5 separate regions of the Homo sapiens genome follow, and all the other regions are linked to region 5. The links are chromatin loops, found by intact Hi-C in ENCODE. Cell type or tissue: HCT116. All regions are shown on one strand. Links, peaks and the distances in the headings refer to the core of each region. The heading gives the core; the rest is flanking DNA. Region 1 holds the start of LOC124904071 (a long non-coding RNA gene). Region 2 overlaps ENPP7 (ectonucleotide pyrophosphatase/phosphodiesterase 7). Region 3 has its middle 12 kb from the start of CBX4. Region 4 overlaps CBX2 (chromobox 2). Region 5 overlaps LINC01979 (long intergenic non-protein coding RNA 1979).

Region 1 (6,216 bases), core at 735-5,734, 110 kb before region 5:
AGAGGAGCTCAAAAGGGCTCTGCAGCACCTCCCGTCACCCCTCTACGGACAAGAACGTCCTCTCTCTTGGAAAAGATGCAGGTTTTACGTTTAATGAGAAGGTGCCCACAGTTCAGGCTTGCAACTAAGAAGTTTGGTATCAGTCTTAAGTTCTTTTTTAAAATGAGCTTTTAAATAGTTCAGGGTTACAGGAGGAAGCCTAGGAAGGAATTGCTGTGAGTAGAGCAACCTGTGGGTGAGATGGGTAGGGGGAGGAAAAATGGGTGGAAGATCTCAGTGACACCTTCAGATGCTGTATTGGTGGGAAGGGAGGAGGGTGCCAAGGGACTGTAGGGCCTGGAAAAGGGAGTGTCTCTGGAGAGCCGGGCTGCTGGGTTGGGAGGGATAGGCCTCATTTTATCTCCTTCCTCTTCCCTTTGCGGTCATTCCCACTGCCCTTTTGAGGCAGTCTCTAACTTTTTTACACCACCCCGACGGTGCAGCCTGACTTTAGAGGTATCATCTCCTTTCCAATGTGTGTGTGTTCGTGTGTGTGTGTGCCTGTGTGTGTGTGTGTGTGTGTGAGAGAGAGAGAGAGAGAGAGAGAGAGAGAGAGAGAGAGAGACAGAGCGAGAGAGAGATCAAAGTTTCCCTAGGGGAAGGGGGCGCTCTGGGGGAGGGGCGCCCCAGGATACCCGAAGACTCCAGCTGTCCCCAGGTATTTTCCCAGCCAAAAACCTCAGGGGGAGTTGGGATTCCAGGCCTTCCATTCAGTCCCAGGTTTCTCCCTCAGTTTCTCCCTTTTGGAGAGTAGGGAGGACCTGGGATGAATAGAAGAGGAAGTGGCCAGCAGGGAGGCCTGCAGGGGTTACCAATTCTTCTGTTCCCTGAAACCTTTTCTTAGGTCTGCAAGACAGGATCTCTGGCGGACCTCATTCTCCAGCCTGCTCCAGGCATTATACGAGCTCTGGGATGGGGGTGGGCAGTCCCTTGGGGAACTGTCCTCTCTACCCCACCCCCACTCTGTCCCAAGCTGAGGGGAGGGGTTGGACCTCTCCTCTTGAGGGGGGCGCCATTCAGCCTGGAAGGGCCTGAGCAATGGGAAGGGTGTCCACTGGATAGGGGTGCAGGACACTGGGCTTCAGCCTTGGAGTGGTCTTACAGCTCCCCAGTGAGGGACAGCGGGGTGGGTACAGGTCCCTCTCAGGAGTCGGGAACATCTAAGAGCATATCCCCAAGTCTGACCCTCACTTTGCACAAGTCTGGTGTGCAGTGGTGTCCAGCCGAAATGAAGAAGGTGGGCACAGGTGGGCATGGGGGAGTCGAGGGTCTTCAGGAGCAGGTGGGGCCATCGCTGGCAGAGATCACAGAGATGTCGTTCCCAGAGTGAGGGCATCGAGTGTAGGGAAAGAAAAGGGGAGAAAGACAGGAGTGGATGTTGGGGGAGATGATTTGCCACGGCAAGACAGGGCAAGACTGAGTCACTTTCTCCCACAGCTCCTGTTGGGTCCTTCGGCACCTGCAGTCTAACCCAGGTGCCTCACCAGCTGCCTCTCTCAACACTGACTGCCCGTCCCTTCAAATCGTGGGACTAGTGGCCAGTGGAATCTGGGGAAGTGCCTCACGTGCTTGCACCACAAGATCAGGTCTCTCTCCTGGAAATCAGTGGTCCCACCTGCAGAATGGGCCAGTTCTTTCCCATTTTGTTGCTATGACAGGCATCTGTAATGGACCCACAGGATCCCAGGAAAGCAGGACTCCATACTACACACACACACACACACACACACACACACACACTTGCTGTTTTTCCAAGATGAGAAAGGAGTCCTAGGCTCGGTTTCTTCCGCAGCTTCTGTGGGTTCACGCATCCCCTTCCCTGGAAGGAAAGTTTCTGGGGCTGTCTACATGGCAGTTCCAAGGATGCCCTGGGAAGTGGTGTGTGAAGGGTTGCAGGGCCCTGGATTGTCACAGGGGGCAGGGCAGGGCAGAGGGTGGAGCTAGGCAGGACTGGAAGAAAGTGTGCAAGGGCAGGAAGGGGGTTGGATCTGATACCCACCAACCACTCATCACGGCATCTGCGAGGGAGTGCTGGGAATACCTGTTTCTACAGTGGCTCAAATGGACATGATGTGTTATGGTGTTTGTATCCCATTGGTATCTAGCCTGGCACAAGAGGGTGTACCAGAGTGCTGGGAGTGGACAGATGTAGCCACCATCCGCTGAGTGAGGGCTGCTCTGAGCCAGGCTTTGTGCTGGAGGTTTACGGGACTCTGCTTCTATTCCTCATCACAACCCTTAGAGGGAGGCTCCATTTAAAGATGAAGACACAGGCTCAGAGGGTTAAGTAACTTGTTAATGACCAAGTTAAGTCACAGGACAGAGCTCAACCTAAATCTGTCACCCAAGAGTTGAGGAGCCTAAGGGGAAGCTTCAGGGTAGCTCTTGCTGGTGTGGAACCAGGCACCTAGGGGAGCCGGGCATGGCTGTGCTGCGCTAGGGTTTGGAGCTTGGCATGAAGAGCAGCCTGTGGCAATGTCACTGGCTATGGCCAATCCCAGCCTTTGGCGGGACCAGGAGCTTAGCAGCCTGAGACCAGAGACCCACTGGCTTTTCCAGCCTCTGTCCAGCTGCTCAGGGAGTAGGACTGGCTGAGATCAATGGTAGTCAGTTTCAAGTCCCCATGCTAGGGCTCCTGGGTTCCAGGATTGACAAGCCACATTGACACAGAAGCCCATGCCTGGGCTGCTGCTGAGATGCACCTGCATAATGCATAAAACAGTGGATTGGGAATGAAATCCAGGCTTGCTCTGCCCCTGGCTAACTGGGTTACCTTGGACAAGTCTCTCTCTTTCTCCCTGCAAAACCAGCATTCGGAGCAGGCAGCCTTGGGGCCGCCAGTCTGGTCTCCATGTTCGACACCTCGAGATCATTCGTGTAGGCATATGAGGGTTTTCCTGAACCTTTTGGAAATACTTGTTGACTGTTGAGTGCTGACCACTGATGCACATGCCCAGGGCAGTACACAGAACCCTGGAGTTTGTGCCTGCCCAAGAAGCTAGGGACTCCTAGTAGGAGTGGCAGATTCCTGTCCCAGATACACCGGGTACTGGCCACCATTTTCCCAATGATGCCAGGCCCAGAGCTACCAAATACCTACTAGGAGACACAGGGTGGCAAGAGGAGGACTCCAGGGGAAGGCCTGTGTGACTAGGCTACCATTCCAGGCTCAACTCTGGCGAGGAACAATCTAAGGTGTGCTCCTCCCTCCAGCCCCACACTGCTGGCAGCAAGGCTGCAGCTCAGACTAATTCCAGGTACATTCTATAGGTGGCATCATGCTACTGGAAATGGCCTCCTTGGAGAAAGAGGCTCTCTTGTCAGCATCTCCAGGCACTGGCGAGCCGAGGCAAGGTTGACACAATCACAGTCTAAACTGCGCGGAGAAGGACACCTGAGGGGCGATGGGTATGTGCTGAGGGACAGTCCTCTCCATATTAGGGGCCACTGCTCCAGGTGCATAAGCTTCTTCCGTGCCATCCACCGGTGAGGCCTTGGGGCCTGTGGGTGTCGGGGGTCTCTCCTGCCTTCTGCCACCCGTGGGAGGTAAAGGCCTCACTGTGCACCTGGTGGGGGTGCTAGGCGGGCTACCACTAGGTCTACAACAGCATACACCTGCACCAAGTCGCCTTGCCACCAGGCTGCGTGAGAGAACTGGGTCAGTGCACCACGTGTCCTAGCCAGAGAGGCCCCTCCACACTCCCTGGACATCCTGGGGCCACTTTCACCGTCCAGACCCTTGCAGGGGCAGCTCAGACTCCTCTTCCGTGGGCAAACAGACCAGCCAGAAGTGGGGAGAGGGAAAGCAAGTGGGGCGTCCTGTTCGAGACGGACACTGAGGTCACCAGCACAGGCAGGCGTCAATCTGACCAAGGAGACCAGGATCTCAGGAGGCTTCACCCAGGACCCACCGCCCCTCTGGCAGAGAATCCCTGAGATGACTCCTTCCTTGCCCAGATCCGGCCCTGATGGCTTCAATCTTCCGAGCTGGGGGGCCTGTCCCCTATCCCCCCAGCCTCTTGCAGCCTGCCGTCAGGAGCAGGGCTGGCACAGCGACAGAGAAGAAAGGTGTGACAGCGACACCTCTCACCTCTCCCTTCCACCACCTGGCTGGCTCCAGGCCGCCCGCGCCTCCAGGGCACAGAGCCAGTGGGTCCTCGTGGCCACTGTTCCCGGCCTCCTGGCGCTGAGGCTCCACGCAGCACTCTACCGGCGCCTCCCCCCGGCCCCCGCCCCCCGCCCAGACCCTAGGGCTTTTCCCCTTCTCTCCCCCAGGCGTTCTGCTTGGTTTGCCGGGATCCCAGGCGTCTGCTCAAACTCAACACGGACTGGCTCACATTTTTTTAAACAAAAGCAATTAGATTTCAATCCCGGTTCATCTGCATTTGCACCTCCAAATGGGGGGGCAGGGGGAGAGGGAAAGGATGGGGAGCGCGGCGGCGGCGAGTGGCACCTTCCGAGCGCTGCAGCTGGCCGGGCAGCCATTGCGCCGGCCACATCTGGCCCGGGCTGAACGGCCGCCGCGGCCCCCTCCCCGCCGGCTCCCGGGGCCCGCGCGCCGCAGCCCGCTCGGCGGCGCGCTCATCGATCGCCGGGGCCGCGGCCGGGCGAGCGGAGAACAAGGTATAGCCTGTATTTAGGTTCCTGCCCTTATATGGCGATGTGCGCGAGCGCCCGCCGAGCGGCCGCACCATATAAGGGCACGCGGCGGGCGCCGGGCTGAGCTGGTGCGCGCTCATTGGCCCGCGCGTCTCTCGGCAACCGGCTCTCACGAGTGGAAACCAGCCAGCCGCCCCCGCCCGCTCCCCGCCCCCTCCCTTTCTTTCTCCCCGGGTATCTCCGCTCCTCGCCTCCGCACCCCCTTCGTTGCTTAACCCCCCTTTTTGCCTGTACCCTCTCCCCAATTTTTCTTCCCGCGGCCTTCCTCCTCCCTTTGCCTCGTTGTCATTCTTCTCCCGTGGCCGCTTGGCCTGTCCTCTCCCGCTCCGCGCACGCTCCCACTCCCACCCCACGCACCCCCTCCCCAAACCCGGCGAGCAACGGCGGAGGAGCGGGAAGGCCCGGATGCGGGAGGGGAGCTTGTGTGCGTGTGTGTCTGTGCGTGTGTGTGTGTGTGCGTGTGTGTGTGTGTGTGTGAGAGTGTGTCGCTGCCGCAGTAGCCGCTGCAGCATCAGGTTCACTGCGTGCACGCACGGGGCTCTGGGAACAGTCCGAGACCGCCCCCCCCCACCCCCCTCCGCCACCTCCCCCCTAGATAATCAGAGCAATTAGCTGCAAAAGAAATGTGCTTCCGAGGCTAGGGAAGTGCTAAATCATAAACAGCCCTAGATACCTCCAAATTAGCATCTCCCAGGGTGTCCCTTCGGGCTGGATTTCTGAATGCAATCATAATAATGGTAAATCGATGTCTCATTTAAAGGTTACTTTAAAAACCTGCCAATTGTTGAGGAAAAAAAAACCCCTGCGTGCGGGGAGAAAAATGCACTAGGAGAACCACTCTGGGGTTTCCAGGCAGAATGCAGTGGAGCGGTGGCTGCGGGTTGTTGGTCAGGTGCCCAGCGCCGGGCCCACCCGCGGGATGGGAGCGGGCGAAGAGAGAAGGCGTAGCTATTCCTCTGGGGATAAGGCTCTCGATCGCCTCAAACTCAGGCAGAAAGGGCACTGCGGATTCGGGGGCGCCCCTCGCCCCCTCCCCAACCCGCCGAGGCGCGCGCACGCGCACGCATGCACAGGTGTCCGGCTGACCCCTCTGGGGCTGTCACGGTTCCGGCGCGCGTGTTCTGGCGACGCCGTGGGGGCCAGAGCCATCCTCTCGGGGACCCACTCCTGTCCTGAGTTCACCCAAAGGGAACCGCTAAGACAATGGACACCCTAGTGCCCTTAGGGACTGTGCCTGTGACCGAGCTCGCCTCTAGGGCTGCCGCCTGCGGGAGGCGCCCGGCGATGCCCCCTGCTGGGCAGCCTGCGCCTGGAACACCGCGCAGGTGGGGGTCGCGTGGGAGGGCCAGCTAGAGTGGGGGATGGGGACCAGGGCGCGATGACCAGCGCGACCTCCGCCCGTCTTGGGCATCCTCCCTTACCCTCGTCCTCCTTCTCTTCAAAATCTCAAATTCCCTAACCTGGTCCCTACCAGAGGAAGGTGGTGGAAGCGGGCACTGCCAGGGAACGAGGGTGCTA
Region 2 (6,216 bases), core at 396-5,395, 170 kb before region 5:
CGCGGCCACGTGCAGCTGTTCCTGGGCACAGGTTGTGCAGATGAGTCCACAGCCAGGGATGCAGTTTAGTCTGGCAATTTAAATTTGAGACTTGTCAACACAAGCTATGGGACTCAATGAAAGCCCCCAGCCAGAAGGAGTGGACTGAGAAGAGATGGTGACCACACCACTCACTGAGAAGGCGGGGCTGGTGAGACAGGAAAAGCCAAGAGCTTGTCATGGGTCAAGAGGGGAATGAGGCCAGGTGCGGTGGCTTCCGCCTGGAACCCCAGTACTTCCAGAGGCCGACGCAGGAGGATCGCTTGAGCCCAGGAGTTCAAGACCAGCCTTGGCAATATAGTTAGACCCCGTCTCTGTAGGAAATTTTTTTTTAATTAGCTGGGCATGGTGGTGCGTGCCTGTAATCCCAGCTACTGGCAGGGAGACTGAGGTGGGAGGATCGCTGGAGCCCGGGAGGTGGAGGCTGCAGTGAGCCTTGTTCCTGCCACTGCACTCCACCATGGGCAAGAGTGAGACCTTGTCTCTACAAAATAAATCAATGAAAGAGAAAGGAGCGGGTTTAGGGTTTAGAGAAGTAGGAATGTGGAGATGTGTGTGGTGGGGAGGACCATTCATGCCAAATGTCACATCCGGAAGGGGACCAGAGGACCCTTCAGCCCGAACCCCTCAGGCAGACGAGGATGCTGGAACCCAGAGGCGTTAGCTGACTGGTCCAAGGGCACCAAAGAGTGGCTGGTGGTGTGTAAATGCCAGTTTTAAGGTCCTGGTCCCGAGTACTTTCAGCCACAACGCCTGCCTCTCTGTGCTCAGGGGCTTGGGTCCTGAAGCAAGTCTTCCAGCACTAGGCAGGGAAGTGATAAGGTTTCCATGGCGCTAGAGTCCACAACCATTTGTTCTCCACATTAACCAAGAGAGGGACTCAGAAAAAGTCATTATTCAGACTCACACACAAGGAAATTGAAGCACAGAAAATCAAAGATCATGTGACTCTGCATATTCTCACACGGCTTTTCCCCAGAGGAGCAGCCACGGTGGCGTCCCAGCAAACCTGCTCTCCAGATCCCCCTCAAAAAGCCCTGCTGTTGGCCCTTACCCATTTCTGCGGCGTGAATACTCCCACCATGGCCCATTTCAAGCTACCAACGTGAGGTCACCGAACACAAAGTAGGGAAGAAGCCCGCAGAATCATCTTTCACAAGCAGCATCTGCTGGGCTGAGCAGGTTGCTAAGAGCTGGGGGGTCCGAAGTTTTCATCACAGCCTGGTAAAGTCCATTTGGAACTAGGCTGTCTTCTGTGGCTAGCTTCTTTTCTTTTCTTTTCTTTTCTTTTTTACACAGATTCTCACTGTGTTGCCCAGGCTGGAGTGCAGTGGTGCAATCACAGCTCACTGCAGCCTCGACCTCCTGGGCTCAAGCAATCCTCCCATCTCAGCCTCCTGAGTAGCTGAGACTACAGGTGTGCACCACCATGCCCAACTAATTTTTTAATTTTTAATTTAAAAAAAGAAAAGCAAGCTATGTTGCCCAGGCTGGTCTCAAACTCCTGGCCTCAAGCGATCCTCCAGCCTTGGCCTCCCAAAAAGCTGGGATTACAGGCATGAGCCACTGGGCCCAGTCCCTTGGGCCCATTTCTTTCCTCTGAAGCTAGTGTTGAAAGTACATGTGGCCAGTTAAAGGCACATTGTGGAACGGACGCAGTCCTTGCCCTGACTTTACAGAGTCCTCCTTCCCCAGCCAGAAAAGCGGGCAGAAGACTAGGGGAAGCTCTTCTGCCTCCTGGGATCCGCACACTGCCAGCCAGGCCTGGGACAGTGCCCACCCCTCCCCTCCCAGCCCTGGGAGAAGGGTCTGAAGCCTGACATCAGCACGCCACCCCCATGTCCACACCTGCCCCGCACCTGTGCCCTCCCAGGAATCCCTACACAGGCCCTTCTCAGCGCAGCCTGGTAGGGCCGCCCCCTTCCACTGCCTGCCGCCCCCCCTCCCCCAGCCCACCATCCTGTTTCCCACGACCCCTCCCTCCCAGTCCAGCCGCACCGCTGCTTCACCTGTCCCACCAGACCTGCCCTCAGCCTGCCCCATCCTCTCCTCCCAGACCAACGCGTGCTGCTTGCTCTTCCAGGAAGCCGCCGGGAGCTGCCCGCAGGCCCTGGGCCGGCTGTCTCGCTGCGATGCTCTGCTGGTCGCGGACGGACCCTGCCTCCCCAGCTTATCCCAGGCCAGAGGCTGCATGCCACTGTCCCCGGCAGCGCCAACCCCTGCTTGGCTGTTATGGTGCTGGTAATAAGCCTCGCAGCCCAGGTCCAGAGCCCCCGGCGAGCCGGTCCCATAACCGGCCCCCTGCCCCTGCCCCTGCTCCTGCTCCTCCCCTTCGGGCCCCCTCCTCCTGCAAAACCCGCTCCCGAAGCGGCGCTGCCGTCTGCAGCCACGCGGGGGCGCGCGGGAGCTCTGCGGGCGCTGGAACCTGCAGACCCGGCCTCGGTCAGCTGGGAGGGGCCCGCCCCGGCACAAAGCACCCATGGGAATAAAGGCCAAGCCGCGACAGTCAGCACGGGGGAGACTTTTCCCTAAAGCCTGCCGGTTTCCCGACGGTCCCACCATTGACCCCAGCGTGGGATAAATTTCTAACTCCTTGCCAGGCTTCACAAGCCCCAGGGACCCCTCCATTCTCGTTAGGGGTGGGCCCTGGTTGGACGGCTGGCCAGTCCTGGAAAAGGGGTGAGTTTCCTAAAAGGAAGGGGGGAAGGCATGAGGAGGCTTTTTGTGAACGATAGGGAAGCAGCATCTATAAGCCACGGTGCTCAGCAAGAAATCACGTTAAACCAGGCGGAAACACCGCAAAGAAAGTCGCGTGGATTGGCTCTGACACAGGACTGGGGTGGCCGTGGCCAGGAGCCGAGGGACCCTTCCACACCTATTCTCCTGTGCATTAAGAGCATAGGCTTTGGAGTCAGATAAACTCATGTTCCAGCCCTGGCCCCCCACCCAGATGCTGTGGCATTGGCAAAGCAGTTGACCCTCCCCAGCCTCAGTTTCCTCATCTGAAAAAGTGGGATAATGAGGACCATGCCTGCCTCCCTGGGGTACCTGAGAGTAAGGTGGACACATTGCGGGGAGGCTGGCACAGAGGCTGGCCCCAAGCAGGTGCTCAAGGATGGCAGCCCCTGGGAGGATTAAAATCCTGCCCTGGGAGGTGCTGGGTTTGTCAGTGCCACCCTGCATAGTAAACCAGCTGGGACACCAGGAGACACAGTCTTTGAAGTCTGAGTTTGTCAGATCTGCCTATTTCCCTGCCTCCAAAGCCCGCAGCCCCTAGCCCCCACCCCGGGTCTCCTGCTTCAGCTCCATGGAGTCTCCAGGGCCCATTCCAGCCTGCTCTCTGCAGCAGCCTGATTGGCTGCCTGGGGCTGAAGTCCTGCCTCAGCCTGAAGAGCCTGGACTTTGGCCTGGCCTGTGGGCCCCCTGCCCCACAATCCAATTGTTCTTCCTGGAAGGACTGCCCCGGTCCCCATGCCAGTGCCTGCAGCCACACCCCATGACACCCAGGCCAGCCACCCACCTGCACAAGCTCTGGCTCTGTGGCTGGGCTGGGGAGGGGAGGGGGGGACCCTCCCTGGACAGGCCCAATTCCAGTCTCAGCCCACCTCAGCCTGCCCCACCTGGCCAGAGGAGACCAGGTAGAGTCCACATCCACGTCCTCGGAGTGGTGAGCGCTCACAGTGCCGGCACTGCCACTGCCCAGTCTCCAAGAGAAGCCCTGCCTTCCTCTGAGCCCCCCACCACCACCACCACATTTGCTCAGCCCTGTTCATCAGCGTTGCAGGGACTGGGCCAACCAGAGCTGTGAGAATTGCCTCATCCACAGAAGAAGAAAAGAAACAGAGAGGAGAAAGAAAGAAGAGAGACAGGAAAATAACCAAGTCTGTCTCACATTCAGTATTCCATTGCTCCAGATGTCTGGTGTAACAAAGGCATCACCAAGAGAGTCCTGGTGGCTGGCCGAGCACTCGCTGATGGAGCTTCCGGTGTCAGGAGCATGGGGGCTGAGGCCTGGCTGCACGCATGGGGGGCTGATTTTCCTATCTGTGCAGCCCTAGGTGTCAAATGTGAGGGGTGCCACCTTGAGCAGCACAGTCCCAGTTCAAATCCAGCTCCCCCTCTCCAACACCTGCTCTGTGGCCCTGGGCAAGTTGCTAACCTCTCTGGGCCTGTCCTCCTCTGTAAATCCAGGACCAGTGGCAGGACCTGTCTCATAGGGTGGTCTCAGTGATAACATGAGTTAATATTCACAAACAGCTGCGAACAGGGCCTGCTACATGGAAGACCTGGGTGTTAGGAAGAGACAGGGCAGCAATTACCTTGTATCAAATTGTGAGAAAGTCATTCACTCTTATAGACTCACCTCCAAGCCTTCTTGCTTCTCTAGCAGAACGTCTCTGGTCCATAATCCCACCCCTAACAGGTGTCTTCTGTGACATGAAGAGAGGCACCAGGCTCAGAGCTCCAGCAGCCAAGCAACAGCATAGGATGGACGGTTGCCACAGCTTGATTTGCCTTGTGTTTGTTTTTATAATCACCTTCAATTTTTGGTTAGTGCTACTCATTTTTCATTGACATCTGTTTTTTTTCTTTTTCCTTTTTAAAATTAATTTAAGCGATTTTTTTTTTGAGACAGTTTCACTCTTGTTGCCCAGGCTGGAGTGCAATGGTGCAATCTTGGCTCACTGCAACCTCCGCCTCCTGGGTTCAAGCAATTCTCCTGCCTCAGCCTCCCGAGTAGCTGGGATTGCAGGCGTGTCATGTGCCACCATGCCCAGCTAATGTTTGTATCTTTAGTAGAGACAGAGTTTCAGCATGTTGGCCAGGCTTGTCTCAAACTCCTGACCTCAGGTGATCCGCCCACCTCGGCCTCCCAAAGTGCTGGGATTACAGGCATGAGCCACCATGCCTGGCCTAATTTAAGGGATCTCTTCATGGTCCTTAAAAAAGTCTTTTTTTTTTTTTTCTTTGAGACAGTCTTACTCTGTCACTCAGGCTGAAGTGCAGTGGCGTGATCTCAGCTCACTGCAATCTCCACTTTCCAGGCTCAGGTGATCCTCCTGCCTTAGCCTCCCAAGTAGCTAGGACTACAGGTGCCTGCCACCTGTAATTATCAGCATGCCCAGCTAATATCTGTATTTTTAGTAGACATGGGGTTTCACGCTGGTCTCCAAATCCTGACCTCAAGTGATCCACCCACTTTGGCCTCCCAAAGTGCTGGGATTACAGGCAGTAAGCTACTGCACCCAGCCAAAAGAGTCTTTTAAAAAATTAAATTAGCCGGGCACAAAGGCACATGCCTGCAATCCCAGCACGGTGAGAGGCTGAGGCAGGAGGATCGCTTGAGCCCAGGAGTTCAAGACCAGCCTGGGCAATATAATGAGACCTTGTCTCTACAAAAAGTTTTAAAATTAGCCAAGTGTGGTGGTGCATGCCTGTAGTCCCAGCTACTCAGGAGGCTGAGGTGAGAGGATCGCTTGAGCATGAGAGGTTGCAGTCAGCCGAGATCGTACCACTGCACTCCAGCCTGGGCAACAGAGCAAGACACTGTCTCAAGAAAAAATCATATTAAGTAACAAAGAATGAGCTGATTCAAAGAGAAATGTTGACTAAGTAATAATGAAGGTGGCTGGGGGACATGACAAACTATATACAAGAGGTTGGCCAACGGCAAACCTGCTGGGGGTCATCAGGCTCTGGCCTGCCTCCTCTGCCCACCAACCATGTGGCCAGCCCAAGAAGTTTCTGGAGAGTAGCACTGGCCTCCCATGGACAGCATCCAAAGATTCCCCCCAGTTTTCCCTGCCTAATGCACGGTGTTTCCCGGGCTATCAGATGACCAAGTTCAGAACTGCTCAACACCGACCTTGCAATTGACTATGCAAAGCTCATTTTACCATCGGCCCAACTGAAACAGACTCGGAAGAAAACCACAGGTGACACAAAGCCGTGCACTGCATATTGGAGCCACTTGGAGCTGACTGGGGACGAGTCACACAGACACATCATCCACACAAACCTGTCAACCCAGATCTTTCTCTGAATTTAGCCAGTCCAGGTGCTAGCAGTAACACACAAAACATCCAGGTACTGACTGGGGTGGTTCTTGCAAGGCAGGTCATACCACTGGGACACAGAAAGCAGGCTTGGGGACAGGCATGGTGGCTCACTCCTGCA
Region 3 (6,216 bases), core at 772-5,771, 65 kb before region 5:
ACAGCCACAGCTGTATGTACACGGAGCGATCTGAGGATAGCTCACTCCCACACTCTGCTGATGTCACTTTTTCATCTTCTTCTTGGTTACCCACGGGCAAAGATACGTTCTCATTTGCACTAAGCCTGACTTCTGCCTTCTTTCCCCAGATAGGCCCTGGCAGGCAGGCAGACGGACAGATGGGTGCAGACGCAATGCTAGAGGTGTTAAGCAATTGGACCAAGGGCAACTTGGCCCCTGACAATGTCTCACTTGCTTCTCAGCCTGACCCAGGGGAGCCACATCTGCCTTCTGATGTGCACGTCGCAGGAATTACCAAGAAACACTGTGTTCTGCTGTGGCACCTGTGTGTGTCCTGGAGGACAAGTCCCAGCTCTGGGGCAGCTCTGGTTTTCCAGAAAGGAAAGGTCAGTGTTGACGGACGCAGCCTGCCGAGCTGGCGCAGGCTGCTCCAGGGCGACATAGATTGTACCGCCATCATTTTTCATGTCGCTCATTAGCAGTCTGATTAGGGGTGATGCACGTCCGTGATTTCCCCTCAGCTCAGACCCTCCAATCCTGCAGAGGTGTCGCTGGACCTGAGGGTTTGTATATCCCACCCTCCAGAGCAGACTAGGGATGAAATACATCATCTACCTCTGCAACCCCTGCCCCAGGTAAACGAGCTTTATCGTCAGGTCCTGGGACTGAGGGTGAGGCACAGAGGAGGAGACTCCCTCACTGCAGAGTGGCAGTGGGGCTGAGAGTTGGGCGGGGAGGAGTCCCTGCACCTTCTGCTGGTGCATGCATGGCCTGGTCCCTTCGTCGGGGGTCATGCACAGTCTGGGAGAGGGTGGAGATATGTCTTTAAGACCAAAGGGACACCAGGAGGTAGAATCACTCACAGAGGAGCCAGGCTCCAGGTTGCCAAGGTGAACTTGTCAATAGAGTATTGAACAGGCTGGTCCAACTGGCCATAATTGTCTATTTCAAAACAGCCAGGCTCTGGTCCTCCTCGCACGGCCCAGAGGCCCACAGGCAGGACCCTAGCTGGGCAGAAATATCTGGGAGAATGAGCAATGGGCTCCCAAGACAGAACCCACCAGCATCCCCACCCGTCCCGAAGGCACATGGGTCTGAAACCTAAGAAAACTAAGAAAGGTTTCTTTCCTCCCTCACTTCTACCCCGGCTTATGACTCAAGGTGACACAAAGAACATCCCAGCTCCCCAGAACCTGTCCCTTTTTTATCCAGAGGACTCTGCCTGGAGGGACCCCCTCGTGAGAGTTTCCCAATTCCCTGTGAGCCCCAGACAAGGGTGGTGGGGCCTTTCGCTTCACAGGGCAAAATGAAAATGTGGGGCTCCTTGATTAATAATTATTAACAATTTCAAGGTGTTGGACCATGCCACCCACCTGGGGCCATTCTGATCTCAGGGCCCCATGGGTCTGTGCAGGTCCCATGTGACAGGCCCTGTCCCCTCCTCTGGCAGCTCACTGGTCTCTGCTGGCTTTCCGTGGCTGTGATTTGGCTCCTGTCTCGTTTCTGCTTCCCTCTGGGTCCTTTGGCTTCCAGTGCCCCCTCCCCCAACAGACCAGCTCATTCCAGCAACCAGAGTCCTCCCAGGCTGAGAGCTGTCCCGTTAATCCTCGTCATCCCTGTTGGGGGAAACTAGTGGTGGCCCCAGGGTCAGGTGTCCAGCTGTAGTCAGGATGAGCAGGCTCACGTGGCTGAGGGCGGAGGAGGAGGGGCCTGGAGCAGGCTTTCTGAGCTGAGGCCTCATCAGTCCCCAAGCCTGCTGGGGTGCCCCAGTAGTGGTGTTTGCATGCTCGGTCACCCTCCTCCCAGCTACACTACACGCACCCTTTCTTTTCCTTTTTTTTTTTTCTTTTTTTGAGACAGAGACTCCCTCTGTCACTCAGGCTGGAGTGCAGTGGCACAGTCTTGGCTCACTGCAACCTCCGCCTCCCAGGTTCGAGCAATTCTCCTGCCTTAGCCTTCTGAGTAGCTGGGATTACAAGCGTGCACCACATGCCCAGCTAAATTTTTTTTTTTTTGTATTTTTAGTAGAGAAGGGGTTTCACCATGTTGCCCAGGCTGTTCTCGAACTCCTGGCCTCAGGTGATCTGCCCGCCTCGGCCTCCCAGAGTGCTGGGATTATAGGCATGAGCCACCACACCCAGCCCCTTTTCCTCTTCATCCCATTAAGGTTGCACCTCCCCAGGTCACCAGCAGCTGAGCAACTTACTCATGTGGGAGGAATGCCCCTGCAAGTGGGGTGCACCCCAGTGACTTGCGTGTCAGACTAGATGTGACTCATCTACTTGTCCTAGACAGCCTTGTCTTCAGCTTCGTGTGGGAGCCTCTATGGGCCTTGGGTCCTAATACCTAGTAGAGTCTCTGTTCCTCCCAGCTTGCCCCGTGAGCCACCCAGGCAGAGGTCCAGATCCACGGGGACTGACCTGACAGAACTCTTGGCCATGGCCAGTTAGGACTGTTGAGACAAGTAGGAGCTGGGGCGCTGCACACCTGCTGACTGTCCCTCTGCCATGTGGAAGCAGGAGCATGGTGTGGTAAGAGCCAGACGGACCCAGGCTTCTCCCCGCTCTCCCGCCGGCCACCGGCGTGACTCCGAGCACCAGTGTATTCATCTGCAAAGGGGAGAGGAGACTTTCTAGGCTCAACACCCTAAGAAGTCCTCTGACATCCAAGGCCCTGCCTCATGTGTCCCCGTGACCTCCTGGCTTTCTTTTCCACCCCTCTCTCCCTTATACACTCTGTTCTGGGCACACGGGCTCCTCCACTAATCCTCAAACACTGACTTGGTGTTGCCTCAGGGCCTTTGAACTGACTGTAGCCACCACTTGGAATGTTCTTTCTCCAATAACTGCATGGTTCTTTTTCACTCAAGTCTTTACTCAAATGTCATCTTTGTAATGAGCTGGCCCTGACCACCTGATCACTACGGTCCCAGCCCTGTCCCCACCAACACTCCCAATCTCCTTATTCCTGCTTACATAGCACCCTCACCTCCTTACAGACAGTATCCTCTGGATGTTGATGGTGTTTCCAGCCTGCATCTCCTGTTGGAACATAAGAGCTGCAAGCGTCGGGGCGTGTCCACACCCTTGTCCGACGTGTCCCTGGCATCTGGCACAGTGCCCAGCACGTACCTGTCAGATGAATGTTGAATTAATAGGATTTGTGTGAGGACCGAGTGAGCTCACACAGCCAGATGAAGCTGGTCCACCCGTACGGGCTGGCAAGAGCCGTTGGCCACATTCTCAGACATTTTGTGAACCCGTTGTTGAACCCAGCCATGATTACAAATTAAATGATTGGCATTTACAATTAAATTATGTAAAGAACAACAATAATAAATGCTCACTACTGACTCCTTCCTAGTGATTTCCTCAGATTCACATGTTCCCGGGTTCTTTGTGTCCCCTGTGTGTGGTGGAAAACGCCACGCAGGGGCAGCTGCTGCTGCACATCTCGGCCCAATTCTGCCTTCAGCGCTGTCCTAATGGTAGCTTGAAGCCAGCTATGGCTGGAGCTTTTACTCAACAGAAATTGGTAAACACGACAAATCGTGACTTGATTTTTTCTTTTGTTGATTGTCTATACTTTAGAAAGTGATAGAAAAAAAAAAAAGAAAGTGATGAAAAAGTGTTAATCATGCAGATTAAACTTAAAAGTGTGTCCTGTTGGCTGGGCACGATGGCTCACGCCTGCAATCCCAGCACTTTGGGAGGCCAAGGCGGGCAGATCACTTGAGGTCAGGAGTTCGAGACCAGCCTGGTCAACATGGTGAAACCCCGTCTCTACTACAAATACAAAAATTAGCCGGGTGTGGTAGCGTGGTAGCGGGCGCCTGTAATCCCAGCTACTCAGGAGGCTGAGGCAGGAGAATTGCTTGAACCCAGGAGGCGGAGGTTGCAGTGAGCCCAGATTGCACCACTGCACTCCAGCCTGGGTGACAATAGCGAGACTCCATCTCAAAAAACAAAACAAAACAAACAAAAAAGTGTGTCCTGTTTGTAGCCATTATGTTCTTTTGTTCCTTCTTTTCTTCTTCTTCTTCTTTTTTTCTTTTTTTTTTTTATACAGGGTCTCACTGTGTCACCCAGGCTGGAGGGCAGCGGCAAAATTTTGGCTCACTGTGATCTGCAACTCTCGGGCTCAAGCAATCCTCCCACCTCAGCCTCCCAATTAGCTGGGACTACAAGCGTGCACTTCCATGCCTGGCTAATATTTTTGTATTTTTTAGTACAGACGGGTTTTTGCTGTGTTGTCCAGGCTGGTCTCAAACTCCTGGGCTCAAGTGATCCAGTGGCCTCGGTCTCTCAAAGTGGTGGGACTACAGGCATGAGCCACCACACCCAGCCCATTATGTTCCTAAGAGCACAGGAATGGAGGAAGTAGTATTAAAAAACTATTCCCTGATTTATGAAAGAAGTTCCTGACATCATTATGAACGAGAAGTTTGACCTATTCCTTCGTTGTTTCACTTTCGTTTTACTGGTTAACTTAAATGAAAATACCCACAGCCATTCAAGTCAGAACCACACTCATTTATCAAAGGCAAGCCTGGGCTGGCAACTGATCCCAGAGTTTGGCAAAAAAGCAACAAAAACCTTCTGTGAATCCATCAGTATATGGAGCTTACAATGAAGAGTATCTTCTATTTTATTATTTGTTTATTTATTTTATTTTATTTTTTTGAGATGGAGTTTCCCTCTTGCTGCCCAGGCTGGAGTGCAACGGTGTGATCTCAGCTCACTGCAACCTCTGCCTGCCAGGTTCAAGTGATTCTCCCGTCTCAGCCTCCTGAGTAGCTGGGAATACCGGCATATGCCACCATGCCTGGCTAATTTTGTATTGTTAGCAGAGACGGGGTTTCTCCGTGTTGGTCAGGCTGGTCTTGAACTCCTGACCTCAGGTGATCTGCCCGCCTCGGCCTCCCAAAGTGATGGGATTACAGCCGTGAGTCACCGTGACTGGCCTATTTTATTATTTGTGAATGGCGTGCTATGCATCCTTTATATCTGTAATATTTATTTATTTATGAAAAAAAAATATTTTAAGAACGGAGTCTCGCTCTGTCGCCCAGGCTGGAGTGCAGTGGTGCGATCTTTGTTCAGGGCATCCTCCACCTCCTGGGTTCAAGCGATTCTCCTGTCTCAGCCTCCCATTAGGTGGGATTACAGGCACTCACCACCATGCCTGGCTAATTTTTTGTATTTTTAGTAGAGATAGGGTTTCACCATATTGGCCAGGCTGGTCTCAAACTCCTGACCTTAAGTGATCCTCCCACCTTGGCCTCCCAAAGTGCTGGGATTACAGGTGTGAGCCACCGCGCCCTGCCTATCAGTAATATTTACAATAAATAAATAAATAAATAAATAAATATACATGCATGCATACATTTCTTTTTTTCAGAGAGCCAATTGTTAATGCTAAACATTTACTAGCATCTCATACAAGCACCAGCCCAGAGGAGGCATTTAGATTACTGTAAACAAATGAGAGATGTTTAATTAGGCAGGGCTGAGGGAATTAATTCAACTCCATAGATAGCCAACCCCAAAGAAGGCTAGGAGACAGGAGGCCTGACCAGGCCAAGGGCGCAAGTGGTAAGAACCAGGTGTCAGTAGGGCAGGGACCACAGCGTGTTCGACAGGGTCATGACGAAAGGTGCAGCCCAGTCCTGAGGATGGTGACCTTGGCCTTTTGGGACAGTATCTTTAGCTCATACTTCTGGGACAAGGTGTTCCTTCCTGTGGGCTGCACGCATGCCCAGAGCTCCAAGCCCCTAGGCATTGTCCAAAGGCTGAGGGCCACATGCCCCTGGACGCATGCCCCGTTATCCTTGGGGTTGCCTGATGCTGCTGCCTGCTCTCCATTCTCCCAGCTGTTTAGGGACTGACCATGTCTATGCTGCCACCATCTATATCTGCTCAACCCAAGGAGGGGCTGATCTAACCCTGGCCCTGACTCTCCTCTTGCTGCTGGGAAAGAATTGTCCTTTTTTAAGTTTATTTTTTAAGTGTGTTTGCAGAAAGCACGCTTTAGGTTTAGTGGTCAGGGAAGGCTCACTGAGGAAGGAGTGTGTGGCTTGTCATCTCTAGGTTGGGGAGGAGCTGGGACAGCAGGTGCCAAGGCCCTGAGGTAGGCACCTCCTGAGTGTGTTTGAGGACCAGAAGGAAGGCAGGAGCAGTGGGCAGCGTGGGCTGG
Region 4 (6,216 bases), core at 795-5,794, 130 kb before region 5:
GCTCTGGTTTGCGGGGGGCAGGCGTACCAGACTGCAAGACCCCCCAGTACCTCACCGTGCCAAATAGGAAGAGGTGGCCTTGGTGTAGCCAAATGGATCTTTTTAACAGTGTGCCTTTGGGGAGGGACCCATGTCCATGGCTTCGTTGAGGGCCATCCATATGCCAGCTGGGGGCCAGCCCACAGTGGCCATATTGGCTGCAGCAGGAATGGTGCCCACCTCGGCGAATTGAAGGGCTAAGAGTCCCAGATAGCTAGGCCAGAGCTGGAAGCAGACAGTAAGGGGAAGAGCTGCTCCCACAGGAGAGGGAGAGATTCCAGCTCACTGCGCAGCCTGGGAGGAGGCGTGGATCCTGGCACGCTGAGCCTCAGGCACCAGCCTCCCTGTGCTCGACAGCAAAGTCTTGACTCCTTCCTGCTGAGCACTGTGCTACCTTCACTGCTCCAAAGCCAGACTAACAGCTCTCCAAGCCCTTGGGGTGACTCGGCTTCCAGGAGCTGTTGGAGAAATGAGGATGTCTGTCCCTGTCTGCCTGGGCAGGCCAGATTCCTCCCCAGCAGCCGGGTCTCTCCAGACCCTGATTCGGTGCCTTTCTGTTTACCAGCTACTTCAATCCCAAAGTTTGAATCTGCAGATACCTTACTCCCAGCCACTTTGCCTTCTTACTGTGTTGTGTGTTTTTCCTGGTGCTTCAAGAGCGTGTGCAGGGCAAGTGCCGTCACTGGGAACTGCACCAGATGCTCAGACTTGGTTGTCTTATGTTTACCAATAAATAAAAGTAGACTTTTTCTATTTTTATTTGCTGCTATTTGTGTGTGTGTTTGTGTTTGTGTAGCTAGGTATCTGGCACTTCTGACGATGCATTGTTGCTTTTTTCCCGAAGGTCCCGCAGGAACTGTGGCAATGGTGTGTGTGTGAAATGGTGTGTTAACCGCGTTTTGTTTGCTCCTGTATTGAATAGGAAGCAGTGGCCAGTCTGTCTTCCTTAGAGATGTTAGCATATTTTTATATGTATATATTTTGTACCAAAAAAGAGTGTTCCTTGTTTTGGTTACACTCGAAATTCTGACCTAGCTGGAGAGGGCTCTGGGCCGAGAGCTTTCACTAAGGGGAGACTTCAGGGGAGGATCAAGCTTTGAACCAAAGCCAATCACTGGCTTGATTTGTGTTTTTTAATTAAAAAAAAAATCATTCATGTATGCCACTTCTAATTGCTTTCAACTATGGCTGTTTGCTTTCTTAAAAGAGAACAAAAGTAGATATGTTATTGCCCTAGGAAAGGATCTCTGTTGAAACAGGACAGCAGCCTAGGGCCCACATTTAATTAGGATCAACCAGTTTAAGGAAATGCTTCCCCCAAAAAGCCCCTGATGGTGTGGGGAAGGGGAATGGTGAGTTGGGAACAGGTAGTGCCTACATGACCAGATTTTACTCAAGTGCATCTCATGATTCTGTGGGTTTTCTAGCATTTTTGGAAAACTAGCATAGGTTGCAGGGTTTTTTCTTCTTTTAGACTGATGTTAATTTATTTTGCAGGGGAAGGACAGCAAATGGCGTCAGAAGATTTTTGTCCTTTTGTTATCTCTTAGTATATCAATAAATTTTTAAAAAAAAAATTTGGCCTGATGTACATCATGAGTGATCCCTGGAAACACAGTAGACTCTGCTCTTTTCCTTTCTTGAGGCAAAATAATTCGTCTGGACATAGGCCAAATACTTGGGGCACAGAAAAATCAAAGACTGGGAAAGGCCACTTGCAGAGGGTGCAGAAAAAGATATGTTTCCAAGCAAAGGATGGGTGTTTAAGAGTCCATATACCAGTGGCTCACAACAGAGAACAACTGGCATTCCAGGGAACACTTGCAGATCTGGAGATCTTGCTTGTCACGCTGTGGGGTGGATGCCACTTGCATCTAGTGGGTGGATACCAGGAGTGCTGCTAGACGTCCTGAGGTGCACAGAACAGTCTCCATGACAGAAAGAAATGATCCTTCCCAGCACGTCAGTAGTGCTGAGTTTGAGAGACTGAATTAATGGGAAAAACAGAAAAAACACAATGGCAGGGGTTGGGGGCAGGGGCGGCATTATCGGCATCTGTCAGGTGAGGTCAGGGATGCTGCAATATATAATCAACTCATTTTGAGACTGCTCCCTTCAAAAGACATGCAAAGTTAAAATAAAACTCCCTCTCCCCGCGCCCACAGTATCCAGAGATGCTGTGTTGGAAAGCCACTCAACCCCTTGAAGCCACCACATGTGCTAATAATGCTTTACAAGGAGGCAGCCATAAAATTCCAGGGGAGTCACTGTGAGTTAGCAGCTACTGCAACTCCTAACCCAAAGCTCGCGAATAAAGAGGCGATTTGCTTATTACAGAACCTTCCCCGGCTCCTTAAGGCTTCCACCAACTTCAGCATGAATTTATTCATGAATTCCAGCCTCCAGGGAGAATAGAGCTTCTTTGAAGTGAAGAGAGAAGCTGGGCCTAGATGTTGGAGTAACTGGGTGAAAAGCTACTTGGGGCCAAGGCCTGAATGTTTTGGTTCAGGAAAGGGTTCCCCCTGCAAATGGAAATGTGACCCCCAGCACTAGCCCGCTCCAGGAAGTCCTGCGAATTCGAAATCGACTGTTGCAGAGAAAGAAGACTGCTGGTGGGCTCTCTTTTGCTGCCTTCGCAAGGCTCTGGCTGTTTCCTTTTGGAGAAAGTGGGCAAGGGCGACCCCAGCGGGCCTGTCCTCTGGCTTATGAGAGCTGCAGAAAGGGGCTGGGACCGCCAGGAAGGAGCAAGCTGGCCGAGCAGGAGCAGGCGCGGCCCCGGATGTGGAGCCAGGCTTTCGGGAGAGCCCATTTCTACAGGGATTCGGCCCGACGGGTGCCGGGCCGAGCTCGCTCGGCCTTTGTTAGTTTCGGCGCCGCTGATGTGATCGCCTAATCCAGTGGACCCTGAGAAGAACAGACTGGGCTGCCAATGGCCCGACCCCACGCCGCCGCGACCTGCCCGAGGGCACCGGGAGCGATGGGTGCGGAGGGGCTGGGAGGACGGTCATCCGGGCGGCTGGACCTCTCCTTCCTCCCCTCCGCCTTCGTGGCTCGAGCGCCGGGCCTCAGGGAGGACGCAGAGGGGGCGCCCGTGGCGGTGGGCGCCCAGCGGTACCTTTGGGTCGGGGGGAGGTAAGGCTTTCTCAGCTCGGGTTCGGAACCAGAAAGCCACCGGCCCCCCGGGGGTAAGGGGTGGGCGCCGGCGACCCGGGCCGACGCCGCCACCTGCAGAGGGCGCGCGCGTCCCACCAAGGTCGGCCGCCGGCCCTTCGGACGGACGAGGGAAAAGCCAGCCGCGGCTCCAGGGTGCCCGAGACTCAATCGCACCACCTGCACCCCGGCCACCTCCGCCTCCGAAGTCTCAGGAGGAAAGCCCCGACCCAGCCCGCAGCCTCTCTCGCCGCGTTCAGGACCCGAGGCTGCGGGCAGCCGCCTTCCACGACGGACAGCACGGAGTCCCGCCGGGCCCCGAGCCACGCCAGTCTCGGACTTCAGCTGGGTCCGAGGCTCCTCTGGGCCTGGAGGGCTTTTAGAGGAGAAGAGGAAACCAGCACAGGAGCCCCAGAGGGCCGGGACAGGTCTGTGCGCCAGCGGCCCGGGCGCATGGCACAGTGCCTGGATCAGGATTGGTGCGAAGCCAGCATCAAACGGACAGAAAATGAATCCGATCCGACACTCTAGGAAGAGCATGAACCTTCCAATCCAACCAATGTTTGTGCGAGGCCAGGTTCCCCGCCGCGGTGGCCACACAAGCCAGCCCTGTCCTCGGGACGCAAGGTAACCAGTCCGGCTGGAGGCCGCCACGCACGCCTGGTCTCTGCAGTTGTGGCGGATTCCCAGGGACTCTGCCCAGGAAATGGAAACCCGTGAGGGCGCTCCTCAAAGCCGAGGGTGGTGATGGCCAGCGAACCCGAAAAAGGGGCAGGGTGGGCGCCCTCCCATCCGCTTAAGCAGTAGCCCATTCCACTGCCCCACACGCCCAGGAGTGGACGCAGGAGGGAGCCCCGTCCGAGTGGACGCAGGAGGGAGCCCCGTCCAAGTGGCGACCATCGCGGGGCCACCCCACCCACCTTCCCTTGACGTCCCCTGCCAGCACAGAGACCGCCCGTTGCGGTGGGGCAGTCTCGGGCGGAGATCTTTGACGCCTGGCGGCCAGCGACCCTACTCGGCCGGCAGCGCAGGCCCTCACGTCGGAAGGACACTCAAGGCTCTGTGACCCGCTAACCTGGGCCTGGGCAGCAGGACGCTGCTGTCCTCCCGCGCCCTCCCACACCGGTCACAGCTGGGGAAGGGGGAAGCTCTGCCAAGGGCCGGGCCACTGACTCCTCAGCAAGGGGCTGGAGATGCGTGAGCTACCCCTGTCCATGTTCCTCCTGGTGGGCGTTAGGGGTGAGCCTGAATCGTGGCTTCCTGGCAGGGTGACGTCTGCGGGGCACTACGGAAGTAGAAATGGGTTTAGTGCGGTGGCCTCTTTGGGGATCCGAAGAGTGGCTCTCCTGTGCGGGCTTCAAGACCCCGCCCCCACTGCTGTGAAGTCTGCGGCCAGAAAAGGCCAAGAACATCTCTCTCTCCACCCCCCACCCCGCACTCTGCTCTCCCGCACCGTCCCTTGCCCAGCGCTGGGGTTTAGGCCCGCCCAGGAGACCTGGGCCGGAGAGGCTGCGGGGACTCGGGGGCGGGGGTGCGCGGGGCTGCGGCGCGGCGGCTCCAGGTTCACTAATCACATCAGCAGCGCTCTGCGCCGGCTCCGAGCTTGCAGTTGCCTAGCAATACCCGCGAATTCAATTCCTCAATCAATAGGCGCGAGGCTCTGCATTTAGGGGAGCGCTAGCAAGGTTGGGTGGGTCTGGGGAGTGGGTCTCAAGACAGCTACGAGGGGCTGGCACCGGGAGGCTTTGGCTAACGCGGCGAGGCCCCGGGGCCTCGGAGACCAGACGCCTCCGGCCTGGGGGTGTGGCGCGCTGGAGGATCCCGCCAGAGGAAAGTGGAACCCCCGACCTCAGGCGCATCCTCCCGGGATCCCCAGATTCTGCCCGGGGCCCGAAGAAGTGCAGCCAGTAGGTGCGGAGAGCCACGGATTCCCCCGGACGGGCTGAGGGGAGTCTGCCCCAGCGGCCTCCCACGCCCACCTCTATCCCAGCCAGGTGGGTTCCCCAGTTGGGGAAGGGCCTTTGCAGGAACGGTGCCCCCGCGATGGGGGCGAGGATGGGGGCGGGAGGACGGGATGAGTACTGAGAGAAGAGGGACGGATCCTCTCCTCCCGGGATGCCTCTTCCCTTTGCTCAGGGAAGGAAAAAGAAGAATAAAACCAAGACATGTCTCTATTTACAAAGTATATATTTAAACACGTAAAAAGCGGTATTGGATACAGACATTCACGACCGCAGAAGATAGGTACCGAAGCTTCACTCTTGAGCTGAGGCGGAGATCGATTGGAGATTTGTACAAATCTTAGAATTAAATAAACCCAACAGCGCACACACCCTGCGCGGTTGCAGACTCCCAGCCACGTGGCCCCCGGCCCCTGCCCACCCACCCCCCAGGTCAGCGTCGCAAGAGCGAGAGAAGGAGACACATACACACACGGCCACGGACAAACAGCAGGACGGAGGGGCGGCAGGGACAGAGCTGGCTGGAAAGAAGGTCCAAGGGAAGGGGCAAAGTCAGCCCCCAGGAAGGGAGGGAGGTGGGAGTAAAGGACAGGCGGGAGAGAAGGGAAGGCGGCGGCCAGGTGAAGACGCGTATCCCCCAGTCCCGTCCACTAGGTAACAGACATGCCCCTTCAGTGAAGTTTCATCTGAAAATAGCATCGACATTTAAATAGATACACTCGGTCAACGGCGCTTCTTTATACAAAGTCTAAAATACCAGTTTTACAAATGTGAGTAGATAAAAATCCCCATTCCAGGGGCTTCTCTTTATAGGCGCAATTTGATATTCAAAAACAAACACAATCATGTAGTACACCGTTTCCCTCCTTTTCTCTCTTTAAAGGCAAGAAAGTCTGGAGGAGAGGCTGAGAAGCCGGGAGTGCGGAGGACGAGGCTGGGGTTCCCTCCCAGCACCCCCCACCCCACGCGAAGCTCCCCCACCCCCGACTCCCCGCCTCGCTCCCCCCGAGTCTGTGCTTCCTCTGGCGTGCAGGGCCCCCGCGCCCCTCCCTCAACAAGCAATGGG
Region 5 (6,216 bases), core at 406-5,405:
GCCGGTGGCCCTGGGACACACTCCCTCATCGCTCTCACTAGGCCAGCGTTGTCATCCCATTTTGCAGGAGGGGAAGCCGAGGTCTGGGGAAACTGGAGTACCAGCCTGTTCCTTGGCTCGGAGGCTGCTCGGCTCAGGCTGGCCTATCTGATGCTGGAGACTGGGGATCTTTCTGCAGGGACCAAGGGCCTGAGGGAGCTGACTGGGAAGCCCACCCTGGGGACTGAGAGCATCCTCCATCCTCCGGGGGCTGTCCAAGCAGGGGGAGGGGGCAGTTGTGGCTGCAGAGCAAGTGGATACGTTTGGGAAGGAGGCAGGGAGGGGGCTGGGAGCTTTTGCAAAGTGGACAAAGGTTTGGGGGCAAAATCCTTCAGCTCCATGAGAAGGAGCTTAACATATCCTGGGTCATCAGGGATGCGTGTATAGACTCGGCGAGGAGGCTCAGCAACCGAGGGGTGGGCCCTGGGGACCGATCCCGTGTTGCGGTTGGAGATACTACAATGGGTGGTAAGAATGATGATGGTTTTGACAAGAGTAAGGAGCAGAAGCACAGCCGCAGCGGTCACATATTCAGCACAGACTCTGCCCCTGCTATCCCCTGCCACCCCCTGCCAATGCCTGCCACCCCTGCCACCCTCTGCCATCCCCTGCCACCCCCTGCCATCCCCTGCCACCCCCTGCATTTTGCATCTGTTCTTTGTTTGGCTGTGCCTTGCCCTGACCCTGAGAGATCAGTATTTTTCACCCTCTCTGGCAGTGGAGGTGACCAAGGCCCAGAGAGGTGTGGCAACTTGCCTGAGGTCACACAGCTGGAAAGGGGCAGAGCTGGGATTTAGACCCTGGTCTCTGGTGTCTGTCACTACCTCCAGTGACTTCTCTATGTTGAGGTGAGCCCATAGCCGGTCCATACTGTGAGCCTACCATCGACCTGGCCCTCCCCGGCCAGTGCCCGCTGCTGGCTGCACCTGTGATCCCCAGGGCTCCCCTGGGTTCTGGAGGCAGCAGGGGCCGCCAGGCTGCCCTTCCTCCCTTCCACCAGCCTGCAGCAGGGTAACGGAAGGGGAGGGATAATTGTGGCTATTTATTCATGGTCACATACCTGTCGCCTGCGCAGTTGGGGCCTGAGGAAGGGCTCCCCGGCCAGCTGCACGGGGGCTGAGCAGACAGAGACATCCGCCTTTGCATCCCCATCAGCAGGACTCAGCTCCCAATTTAGAGACTGACTCCCTTGATTGAGGGCCAGGGAGCTCCCAGAGCAGCCAGGCTGACCTCGGCCTCCTGTCCCCAAGCGCTGTGTCCAGGAGGCCTGACCCCAGACCCCTGGCCCACCCCACCTGCCTTCTGAAAACCTGCCACCTGGGGCCTGGACACCCCTTCTTTGCTCCCACCAGGGCTGAACTCACCCACGATGGCCTCCCCAAGCCCCCCCAACCCGCTGTGTGGTCAGGTGGCCGCCCCAGTCTCAGGCCCCCCTAGCTCAGCCCCACTCCAGCCTCGGATGTCCTCTGTGGCCAGGAATAACCAAGTGACTCAGGCAGTGCCTGCAGCAATGACCCCACTCCCCAGGAACTTTCCCTTACAAGGCTGTGTGCAGTCCGGAGTACTAGGCAGGACCACTGCCCCACTTCATTCATTCATTCACTCATTCATTCATCCATTCACTAATTCATTCATTCATTCACTCATTCATTCATCCACCATACGTTTATTGAGCCAGCTCCTTTGCAAAGCTCCGGGTCACAACTGGGAACAGGTAGGTAGGACTCCCTGTCTCGTGCGCTTCTGTCCTAACAGCAGAGCTGGGCAGCCAGCAAAACGACCAGGTGGCAAAACACAGTGGACAGAGCAGAGCTGGGGAGAGGCAGCACAAGGAGGGGCTGGGAGAGCAGGACTGCAGGTGCGTGTCCATGTGTGTGAGCACATGTGTGTGCACCTGCTTGGGTGGGTGGTCAGAGGAGGCTGCCGTGCAAATGACCTTGGGGAAAAGCTGGGTGGGGCGGCAGGGCCAGGCATGAGCATGTCTGGAGGAACCGAGTGTCAGGGAGAGGGTGGCAGCATGAAGCCACAGGTGGAAGGTGGGTCCGGGGGCTTGCAAAGCAGCAGGAAGCTAGTGAGGGAGCAGAGGGACGCAGGAGGAGGAGGTGGGGCCAGGGGCTGGAGGGTCGAGGGGCAGGTGGAGGAGGGCCTCAAAGCCATTTGGAAGGCTCTGGGTATAGCTGGGGGTGGAGGTGGAAAGCCAGGTGAGGACAGATGAGAAGGCGCAAGACGGGCAACATCATGGCTCAGGGGCTGTGGTTTTGTAGGGGGCTCAGAGCGAGGGTCAGGCCAGGCCCCAGCCTCAGTCCCCTGACCGCCTCCCTCTTGGGCCAGCTCCACTTCCTGGCCCCTCCTGGAGGGTCAAGCGCAGCCTGGCGACTGTGCTGCTGGACGATGCCACTGGGACAGGCCAGGGCACTGGGGTGACCTCTCCTCGGGAATGAGGGAGGGGTGCTGCCCGCCCGCCCGCCTGCCTGTGCGGTAATTACAGCGGTTCCTGCCTGCTTGCTTTGAGGGGAGCCGGCTGGAGCTCACAGCCAGAGGGGCCCGCAGGTCTCACCTGCCAGCCACGCCCGCTGTGGCCTCACCTGCCCGCCCTGCAGGCCCACAGCATTCCCTTCCCAGGGAGGGGCTGACCCCTGGCCGCTGGATGCCGCTGCAGCTGAGTCACAGGTCACCTTGGGCAGGGAGGGGCTGGTCCAGAGGCTGGGCTGTAGGATGGCAGCATCACCCCAACTTTAGACGGATCCTGCCCCCTGGCTGTTTGCACGTGCAGAATAAAACATTCTCTTGTTCCTTTACTCAGACAAAGCCACCGTTAACGTTCGATGTGTTTCCTTCTAGTCTTTCTACTATATATGAGCACATATTTTTTTAAACAATGAAATCAGAAAGTACATACCGATGAATACCTTCAGCGCCATTTCCCCATGATACTTCAAATATTTAACAGCTCTATTGACATATAATTAACATACCATAAATTCTCCCATTGAAAGTATACAGTTAAATAGTTTTTAGTAAATTTCTAGTTGTGCAAGCATCACTATAATCTAATTCTGGAGCACTTTCATCTACCCTCAAAGAAAGCCTGCACCCATGAGACATTGCCTCCCATTCCCCTCCTGCCGCCGCCCCTGGGCAAACCACAAATCGGCTTCCTATCTCTATGGATTGGCCCATTCTGGACACCTCAAGTCAATGGAGTCACACAAAGCTCTCTTGGGTGTTCTGAAGCCCCATATGAAACGGCTGTCGGTGAGCTGTGCTTACACCATGCTTCCTTGTTGGTATCTTGTTTTGGGCATGGTTCTGCTTTGGATGGGTCCTCACCGTAAGGCCTGAAGGAGGGGTTATAAAAGGTGAGAGAGAATTTGTATTCCTCTCCCCGGCCACGGTGCTCCCCAAGAAGAACACAGCCATGAGCTCTTCCCCAAGGACAGGAACTCATCTCCTTTTTCCACATGGGCGTTCCCAGCACTGCCAGCATTGGCTGTAAGGGGCTCCACAAACATCGGGGTGACACACACCTCAGGACTGTGGCCTCTCCAGCTGGCTTGGCCTTCCTGTGTGGTGCCGTGGCCCCGCCGACACCAGGGTTGCATCAGGAACTCCTCTCCCAGATCCCAGCACATGTGACCAGGGTGGCCTTTCTGGTGGGAAACCATGATTCTCCCATGATGGAGAGGATGGTCGGAAAGAGCCACCCGGGTGGGGTCACAAAGATGACCATCCCCTGGGAAGGAGGAGTTACTGCCCAATCCAGAGAAAACCAACGTGAACCTGGATAAGGCTGCAAAGTACCGGGACAGCAGCGTCTGTGTGTCTTGTCAACGGATTCTAAAAGGCAGTTCCCAAAATATTCTCAGCCATGGTCAACCACTAAAGCCACTGTGGATTGGCCCAAAATGCCAGCTACCCAGGACTGTGAGGGAAGGGGGGTGTCTGTGGGAAGTGTGGGGCCTCAGGGAGCCTGTGTCCATTTGCCTCTTGTGCACAAGGGTGGGGAGGTGCCACTTCCGGCTGTGGGGCAGAGATGACAGCCTCTCCACTGGACACTGCTCAGGGTCCCTGGAAAGTTCCTTCCCTTGCAAAGTGCTTAGTGTGTTACCAATAGACCCCAGCAAGACATTGACCCAAATGTTGTCCTCTGTGTGTGTACGTGTGTGTGTGCGCATATGTGTGTGCATGTGTGTGTACATGTCTGTGTGTGCGTGTGTGTGCATGTGTGTGCGTGTGTGCATGTGTGTGTGTGTGCATGTACTGCACACCGAGCACCTGCCTGTGGATGGTGTACACACAAACACACCCACCCTGCACAGACACAGAGGCAAGCCGCCATCCACACATCGCGTCACCTCCTCGGTGGAAGGCACAGTAGTGACCCTGGCATTTCGTTTTTCTAGTTTGGTTTTGTCCAAGCTGGCTTGTGAGGTGCAGGTGTCCTCCTGCATCCAGGGCAGGGCAATGTGGTCTGTGGCTGTGGTGGTGTGTGGGGGACAGATGAAGGTGGAAGCTCGCACTGCACCCCACCACTGAGCACCGGATGAGGGCGAAGGGCTGTCCGCCTCACTGGACTCCCCGTGACTGCATCTACCTGCTTGCTCTGGCCAGACCTCCCCACTAGAGCATGGTCCACCCCAATGCCCGCCTCCACCCCTCTCCTTCAGCACAGGCCAAGCCTCCATTCCCCCTCCCAACGTCCACCCTCCCTGGCCTGTGCCACTGCATGGACTCCTGACTTCCTTCCCATCCTTACGGGGTGGTCGGCCTGTGCTGTCTCAGGTCCTGAGCTGCCCCTCCCTTCCCAAGCCATGCACCAGGGTCCAGCCCAGTGAGGCCATGTGGTGAGGGGATGAGCCATGGCCTCCATCAGGACAAGTGGGGCTGTCTCTACAAGAGGGCTTTCCTCTTCCACCAGTCTTGGGTGCCAGGGAGAGAGGCAAATATGGGTAGTGGTGGGTACATTGGCTAGATCAGAGGGGGCTGGCTTCCCAGAAGTTGGGAGGGTCCCTTTTAAAGTCATAGAAAGTCACACACCTGCTTGAGATAACAGTAGCACTTTTGGTACCTGCTAAAGGCAACACTTACTCCCAATCCCACAACGCTGTCAGAGGACTTTGCATTTCATCGCAACAGGATTGAGATGACTGAAAGTTGCTGAGCAAACCTCAGATGAATGAATAATCACAGAAGGGTTACTTGGTGACTTTCACGCAGTGTTTGTGGGCACAGGGTTCCTGAGGTTTTGCAGAACACCCCAGCAAGGATCTTGTTGTGGTGTCGATGGCTGCAGGCCACAGGCTGGGACCCCCTGTCACACAGGGCAAGAGACCTCCCCTGGCAGCCTGTGCTAGCCCCCCAGGCCAGGCCTGCAGGGAAAGGGGGCTAGGGGCTGGAACTGATCTCACGACAGCCTGTCCTCGGCTCCAGCATGTGGCTCCCTGGCTTCTGGCCACGGCTGGCTGGGTCCCCTGTGGCAGGAGCTGGCCATCCTGGAGTTCAAGGGCCCCTGAAGCACTGCCCACGCCTGATCTTCCTCCCCAGTGTTCTCTCCGCTCCAGGGGAAGTGAGACAGCCCAGCCCAGGCAAACAGGTCCAGCTGCAGCTGGCAGCCAGTCCCAAGAACGCTGCCACTCGGCCCTCCCCGCTGACCTCTGCACACCCTCGCCCGGCGCCCTGCCAGGCCTTATTCATGGGCTGGCAGTGCCAGGACCTCTCCCGGAGGCGGGGCAGAGCAGCAGCTTCTCGGCCCTGTGCCGAGCCCAGGCCTGCACCCTAGGCAGGCACTGCTCCGTGATCCAGGAACCACCTCTCTCTACAGCTGGGAGTGAGCAGTCAGAGAGGGAGACAGCCTTGCCCGGTGCTACCCAGCAAGCTAGTCACCGAGTGGGCAGAGGGAGGAGCGGCCCTCACCGGATGTCAAGCAGCCTGGGTCCCCAGTCCAGCTCTGCCTGTCCCTCGCAATAACGCCTCAGGTATGTTACGGACCACTCAGCTTGTTTCCCTGTAAGGAAACGTCCCTTCTCCCTTGAAATATGTCCCTTTCTATCCTCCCGGGGCCCTCGCAGGCCAACAGCCAGGAAGGTTGGAGCTGAGCTGGGCTGGCGGTAGCAACAGCAGCTTTCTCTCCTGCATTGGCTCCAGCAAGTCTTGCTCAGACGTTGGTGGGGTGGGGTG

Evidence for each region. Peaks named below come from ENCODE experiments on the same cell type or tissue, not always from the same donor. Only the 100,000 strongest peaks of a DNase experiment are listed, where the experiment ranks them.
Region 1: it touches region 5 in a loop (4-fold over the local background); 28 of 110 quality-filtered maps call a loop at or near these places.
Region 2: a loop joins it to region 5, with 6 times the contacts of the local background. A loop is called at or near these places in 27 of 110 quality-filtered maps.
Region 3: it touches region 5 in a loop (4-fold over the local background); 44 of 110 quality-filtered maps call a loop at or near these places.
Region 4: it touches region 5 in a loop (9-fold over the local background); 57 of 110 quality-filtered maps call a loop at or near these places.

The regions. Positions count from the first base shown.
Region 1 is chr17:79,805,540-79,811,755 of GRCh38, forward strand. LOC124904071 (a long non-coding RNA gene) reads left to right here and starts at 3,058. Exons shown (of 2, transcript XR_007065928.1): 1 at 3,058-3,447. RefSeq lists enhancers at 3,594-3,723, 5,598-6,123 and silencers at 4,533-4,612, 4,813-4,932, 6,033-6,212. In HCT116, for the core only: CTCF peaks have their summits at 3,315 and 3,514 (motif pointing left); DNase peaks (open chromatin) are centred at 3,322 and 4,732; H3K4me3 peaks cover 825 bases; H3K27me3 peaks cover 291 bases.
Region 2 is chr17:79,739,672-79,745,887 of GRCh38, forward strand. It overlaps ENPP7 (ectonucleotide pyrophosphatase/phosphodiesterase 7), which reads left to right. Exons shown (of 6, transcript NM_178543.5): 6 at 2,123-2,548. Among named protein-coding and RNA genes, the nearest start is that of ENPP7, 12 kb to the left of the region's middle. RefSeq lists a silencer at 2,292-2,461. In HCT116, for the core only: a CTCF peak has its summit at 2,426 (motif pointing right); a DNase peak (open chromatin) is centred at 2,470; H3K4me3 peaks cover 754 bases; H3K27me3 peaks cover 343 bases.
Region 3 is chr17:79,848,504-79,854,719 of GRCh38, forward strand. No RefSeq gene overlaps it. Among named protein-coding and RNA genes, the nearest start is that of CBX4, 12 kb to the left of the region's middle. RefSeq lists an enhancer at 1,730-2,929. In HCT116, for the core only: no CTCF peak of the experiment used is centred there; DNase peaks (open chromatin) are centred at 2,248 and 3,138; H3K4me3 peaks cover 2,676 bases; H3K27ac peaks cover 2,203 bases.
Region 4 is chr17:79,786,773-79,792,988 of GRCh38, forward strand. CBX2 (chromobox 2) reads left to right here. Exons shown (of 5, transcript NM_005189.3): 5 at 1-1,211. CBX8 (chromobox 8) reads right to left here. Exons shown (of 5, transcript NM_020649.3): 5 at 5,360-6,216. Among named protein-coding and RNA genes, the nearest start is that of CBX8, 7.2 kb to the right of the region's middle. RefSeq lists a silencer at 3,185-3,334 and an enhancer at 3,996-4,805. In HCT116, for the core only: a CTCF peak has its summit at 3,249 (motif pointing right); no DNase peak of the experiment used is centred there.
Region 5 is chr17:79,913,563-79,919,778 of GRCh38, forward strand. It overlaps LINC01979 (long intergenic non-protein coding RNA 1979), which reads right to left. Exons shown (of 6, transcript NR_110850.1): 5 at 2,625-6,216; 6 at 1,690-1,851. It overlaps LINC01978 (long intergenic non-protein coding RNA 1978), which reads left to right and starts at 5,795. Exons shown (of 2, transcript NR_110851.1): 1 at 5,795-6,014. In HCT116, for the core only: a CTCF peak has its summit at 2,789; a DNase peak (open chromatin) is centred at 2,719; H3K4me3 peaks cover 790 bases; H3K27ac peaks cover 657 bases.